Regions from separate parts of the Homo sapiens genome. Here region 2 is linked to region 1. Evidence: chromatin loops called from intact Hi-C (ENCODE). Cell type or tissue: heart right ventricle. All regions are shown on one strand.

What was found. A loop is a pair of places that touch in the nucleus more often than their neighbours do. Peaks named below come from ENCODE experiments on the same cell type or tissue, not always from the same donor. Only the 100,000 strongest peaks of a DNase experiment are listed, where the experiment ranks them.
Region 2: it touches region 1 in a loop (3-fold over the local background); 62 of 110 quality-filtered maps call a loop at or near these places.

Annotation. Positions count from the first base shown.
Region 1 is chr7:131,423,161-131,425,660 of GRCh38, forward strand. The region is part of intron 8 of MKLN1 (muskelin 1); the gene reads left to right. Among named protein-coding and RNA genes, the nearest start is that of MKLN1, 97 kb to the left of the region's middle. In heart right ventricle, CTCF peaks have their summits at 1,276 (motif pointing left) and 1,475; no DNase peak of the experiment used is centred here; H3K27ac peaks cover 44 bases.
Region 2 is chr7:131,068,434-131,070,933 of GRCh38, forward strand. The region is part of intron 2 of LINC-PINT (long intergenic non-protein coding RNA, p53 induced transcript); the gene reads right to left. Among named protein-coding and RNA genes, the nearest start is that of LINC-PINT, 40 kb to the right of the region's middle. RefSeq lists an enhancer at 1,548-1,692 and a cis regulatory region at 1,620. In heart right ventricle, CTCF peaks have their summits at 232 and 974; a DNase peak (open chromatin) is centred at 998; H3K27ac peaks cover 2,103 bases.

The DNA.
Region 1 (2,500 bases):
TTCTTTCTCAATCAGAATAGGTATGAAGACTTAGGCAAAGCTCTAATATTTGGTATCTACAAAAGAAGTTGATGGAGAGTTGCTTGTCACTTGGAAGAGCCTTTCTGTAGAAATTTGAACCTTTAACTGTTCTGTAGCTATTATATGAAAGTGCTTTTATTATTATTTTTATTTATTTATTTATTTTTTGAGATGGAGTTTCACTCTTGTTGTCCAGGCTGGAGTGCAATGGCACAGTCTCAGCTCACTGCAACCTCCACGTCCTGGGTTCAAGTGATTCTCCTGCCTCAGCCTCCTGAGTAGCTGGGATTACAGGCATGTGCCACCACGCCTGGCTAATTTTGTATTTTCAGTAGAGCCAGGCTTTCTCCATGTTGGTCATGCTGGTCTCGAACTCCCGACCTCAGGTGATCCGCCTGCCTCGGCCTCCCAAAGTGCTGGGATTACTGGAGTGAGCCACCACATCCGGCCTGAAAGTGCTTTTATTTTTTTACATGTGGTACCACATAGTTTTTCTTGATGTTCCTTAAAGAAACTTTTGAAGAGAGTGCCTAAACATGGGTTTTGGTTGCTATTACAAATTTATTCATATGGCTGTACTTCTGAAAGTAATGTGCATCTTTCTTTTACACTGTTAACAGAAAGAATTCTGAAATGCAGACTTCATTAGGAATACAAAGTATATTGTCATAGGCATAACAATTCAGCCTTTTAGTAAGGAAAGTAACTGTATGTTGAATTCACCCAAAAGATTTAGATAGTGTTGTAATCATAGCTTTATGTAAGAATACAGTTCTATTTAAAAAGGGAGGCAGTGAATTCAGTTGATGATCTGCTGGGTCATGATACTTCAAGGGGATGGCTTAAGAAGGGAAAGGTAAAGAGCATATAAAATATTTTTCCCCTCTTCAAAAAATTCAAAAATATTTCTGTCTTCAAAAATTGTCATGTTAATTTAAGTCTTACTGAACTTCACTTTTAGAAGCATTCAGACTCTATCTAAATATTATAGAGTTTTATTTCTATCTTAAAGATAAATTTGTTTCTTAAAACCTTTTTTTAAAAAATTTTTTTCTCTCGGTGTCTTAACTAAGAATTAAGGTAACTTCTTTCACCAGCCTGTTAACCCTTCCCCTGCCTCTTCTTTTTGATACATGAATTTTGTCTAAGTTTTGGGCCCAGGCTATGTCAATGCGTAGTATACACATCCTATACAGTGTCAGAGTGGAAAAACTGATTTAATTACAAAAGTAGTGTGCCATCTTGTGGAGGATTATGCAATCAGCACAGTCTGATTTATCCTAAAAATCAAAGTAGAAGACAGATATTGCACTTGGGCACTAAAAATAAAAAGCCTATTCCATTGTGCAAAAAGACACTGAGATGTCTTTATATACCTTACATTTCTACATTATTTTTAGTGCATATAAGATGTGTAGATTGGTACTACTGGTAGTCGGTAGCTCCAGGGTTTGTTTTATACTGGTACCAAATTGGTACATGTACTATACCAAAGAATGTGGTTGAATTTTAGTTTTTGTGGCCTAAGTAATGAAAAATAGATTGATTGGTGATTGACTCAGTGTTTTAGAATGAAATTTGTTTGCCGTTTCGAACATAGGCCACTTTACCTCCAATCCCTGTCATTCTCAACTCCTTCAGTCAGTCCTGTATGCTGCAAGTTCAGATGTTACCTTGCTACCCCTCTGCCTAAGATCTTCTGTGGCTTCTCCACTGTCTGTGTGGAGTCAAGTTCAAAGTCTTTATCCTGTTATTTAATCCCTTCCATGATCTGGACACACCTGTCTTTTAACCTCCTCTCCACCTCCTACCTATGTGTTCTTTTAAATCAAACAGTGTATTTATTCATCACACAGTTTAACCATTTAACATGCATTATTTAATTTAATTTAATTCTCACAGCAGCTTTATGGGATAGATACTGTATCACATCTTAGAGATTAAGAAACCAATAGTTAAGGAACTGTGTGGTGGTCACATAGCTGTGGTGATAGAGCCAGGATTGTAGCCAAGATCTGCCTGACTAGAGTACATGTTCATTAAAACACTTTTGACGTGTTTTTCTGTCTCTATACTTTTGCTATTCTTTTTACTCTGTTTGAAAAGCCCTCTTTTTTTTTTGTTCTGTATCCTGCCTTCCTGCTGGTGCATAGGTCAAATACCACTGTTACCATGAAATCTCTTCTGAGTCCCCTCAGCCAGATATACTGTCTTCCCTCTTTTGAACCCTCATGGTGCTTTTTACCTTGTTTATCTTTCTTATGACATTTAGTCTGCCCTGCGTTATGTTGCTCTATTTGCCTTTTGATATTCTTGGCTAGATTGTAAGTTCCTTGAGGATAGGGACTGGGGACTATGTCTTCTTTCTTTTGAATTCTCTAAAGTGCTTTGCGAATTCTCAGTACTCAAAAAGTGTTGAATAAACATTCCTCAAAGTGCTGGGAGAAATGGATAGACACTATAGCCTATATCCCATTCA
Region 2 (2,500 bases), 350 kb before region 1:
CTACTCTGCTTGTTTTATTTACTAAGAATGTCACAAGCATATAAGAAAGTGGTGTTGCACATTTTAGATTCATTTGTTACTGCATTATGAAAAACAGGATGGCATTTTTAATCTAGTTTATCTGATCCTGAATTTTAAGAAGGGTTTACAGCATTTCAACTAGACTACTTACCCTTGGTTTCTTTTCCAATTCCAATAGGAAATCTGCAGGACTCAATCTGATTCCACCAGAATCATGATCTCTGTGGCCTCCTACTGCTAGCTATCTAGAATGGCAGCTTTTGTGTATTTAATACTTAAAACAGTTCTGTAGCAAATTGTTCTATTAATGAAAATAGTAGAGACTCCTTCTGCCCTCTAGTTTTTCTCCCATGTATGTAATAATGACGACCCCAAAAGTAACATCTTAGACATGATTCACAACCAGACCAAATCTATGATTGAGGTAAACAAAATATATACAAAGCTAAGAGTCATTAATTAGATCATTCATGTCTCCAACATCATTTCCTGTAACAATCAATGAGAAGCAATTCACAGATTCCTTCTCAGCTGGGTGCAGTGGCTCATGCCTATAATCGCAGCACTTTGGGAGGCTGAAGTGAGAGGATCGCTTGGGGCTAGGAGTTCGAGACCAGCGTGGGGAACATAGCAAGACCCTCCTCCCAACCCCCCCCCCCACCCATCTCCATTATTTTTAAAAAGGTATTTTTAAAAAAAGAAAGAAAGAAAAACAATTCTTTCTGTTTTAACTATTGTTTGCACATATCTTATATACCATGTGGTCTTCATTTCACCCCTGGCACCTTTACTTACCTACTCTGCTTCTTCATGACTGGTCACGGTAAAAGCTAATTAGTGCTTCTGCCTGTCAGAAGACTCATTCTTGACAGTTCTTGCTGACAAGCAGTCTTAGTCACAAACAAATAGGGCTTCACGTTCAGCCAGACTCTAAGTCTCACCGTCCCTCTGGGAGGCAGCAGAGAGTTCCAGCTAACTCGAGAAAAGACAACACAGCCAGAGAGGATGGCTGCCTGCAGGCTGACAACGCTGTTTCAGAGCACCCTAACACTTTCGACACAAGTAGATTACACCGGGGGAAGAGTTTAGGGATGAACACGGGAAAAGTACATAAAATCTAAGCAAACAAACAAAGCCCTCCTCCAAAAAAAAAAAAAAAAAAAAAAAGAAAAGAAAAGAATTATTAACACCAGGGAAAACAAAAAGTTGTGCTGGAAAGAAAAGGCAACCATAGATTATATAACTCAGCTGGGAATAATGTTTTCAAAGTCCTAACAATGTAAATGCTGAATTATTCAAAATGTAATTATAATGAAAAGAAAAGGGCTATGCACATGGGGTGGGGGTGCATAAGATAAATTCTCCTGGCCGGGGCGGTGCCTCACGCCTGTAATCCCAGCACTTTGGGAGGCCGAGGCGGGCAGATCACGAGGTCAGGGGATCGAGACCGTCCTGGCTAACACGGTGAAACCCCGTCTCTACTAAAAATACAAAAAAAATTAGCCGGCGCGGTGGCGGGCACCTGTAATCTCAGCTACTCGGGAGGCTGACGTAGGAGAATGGCATGAACCTGGAAGGCGGAGCTTGCAGTGAGCCGAGATGGCGCCACTGCACTCCAGCCTGGGGTACAGAGCAAGACTCCATCTCAAAAAAAAAAAAAAAAAAAAAAAAGATAAATTCTCCTTTATCATGAGAGGTCAAAGGTAATGCCTAACACTGAAAAAGTAAGAAGAGGATAGAGCAATGCCTGTTTAGAGAGCTGGAGGTAAACAAGCAGAACAATCCGCTCTAAGAGTTGAGCTCAGAGAGCAAGGGATGGGGCAGGAGTGACAGCGGGGAGACTGCTGGTCTTTGTAACAAGCCTTGTACCTAACAAGCTCTTGGAATATGCGGGTTGTGTGCATGTACAACTTTAGAGTTAAATTAACACTAGTTTAAAAGTGGCCAAGTAGAGACTAGAACCCAGAGTTGCTTAGTTTAGTGCTTGTGCCACTGTATAATACCCTTTATAAAAAATTACATATATTTTCCACTCTTGAATATAGAGAAAACAATGATATTTTATCAAAACAATGTAATGTACTATTGTTCTTGTCAAGGGTATTGTGTTTTCATTTCATGGACAAAGAAAAAAATCAAATATTCAGCAGTTGAATTGCAGACATACCAGTCTATAATAGGGGCAGGGAAAAACACAATATTCTTGAGTAAGACCTTCTCTGTTAAGGGGCACTCTTTTATTACAGAAACACATAAACACACACAATAAAATACAATGAGGTATCTCAGCACTTTGGGAGGCCAAGGTGGGCGAATCACTTGAGGTCAGGAGTTTGAGACTAGCCTGGCCAACATGGTGAAACCCTGTCTATAATAAAAATAAAAAAATCAGCCGGGCACAGTAGCGGGCACCTGTGTTCCCAGCTACTCGGGAGGCTGAGGCATGAGAATCGCTTGAACCCAGGAGGCGAAGGTTGCA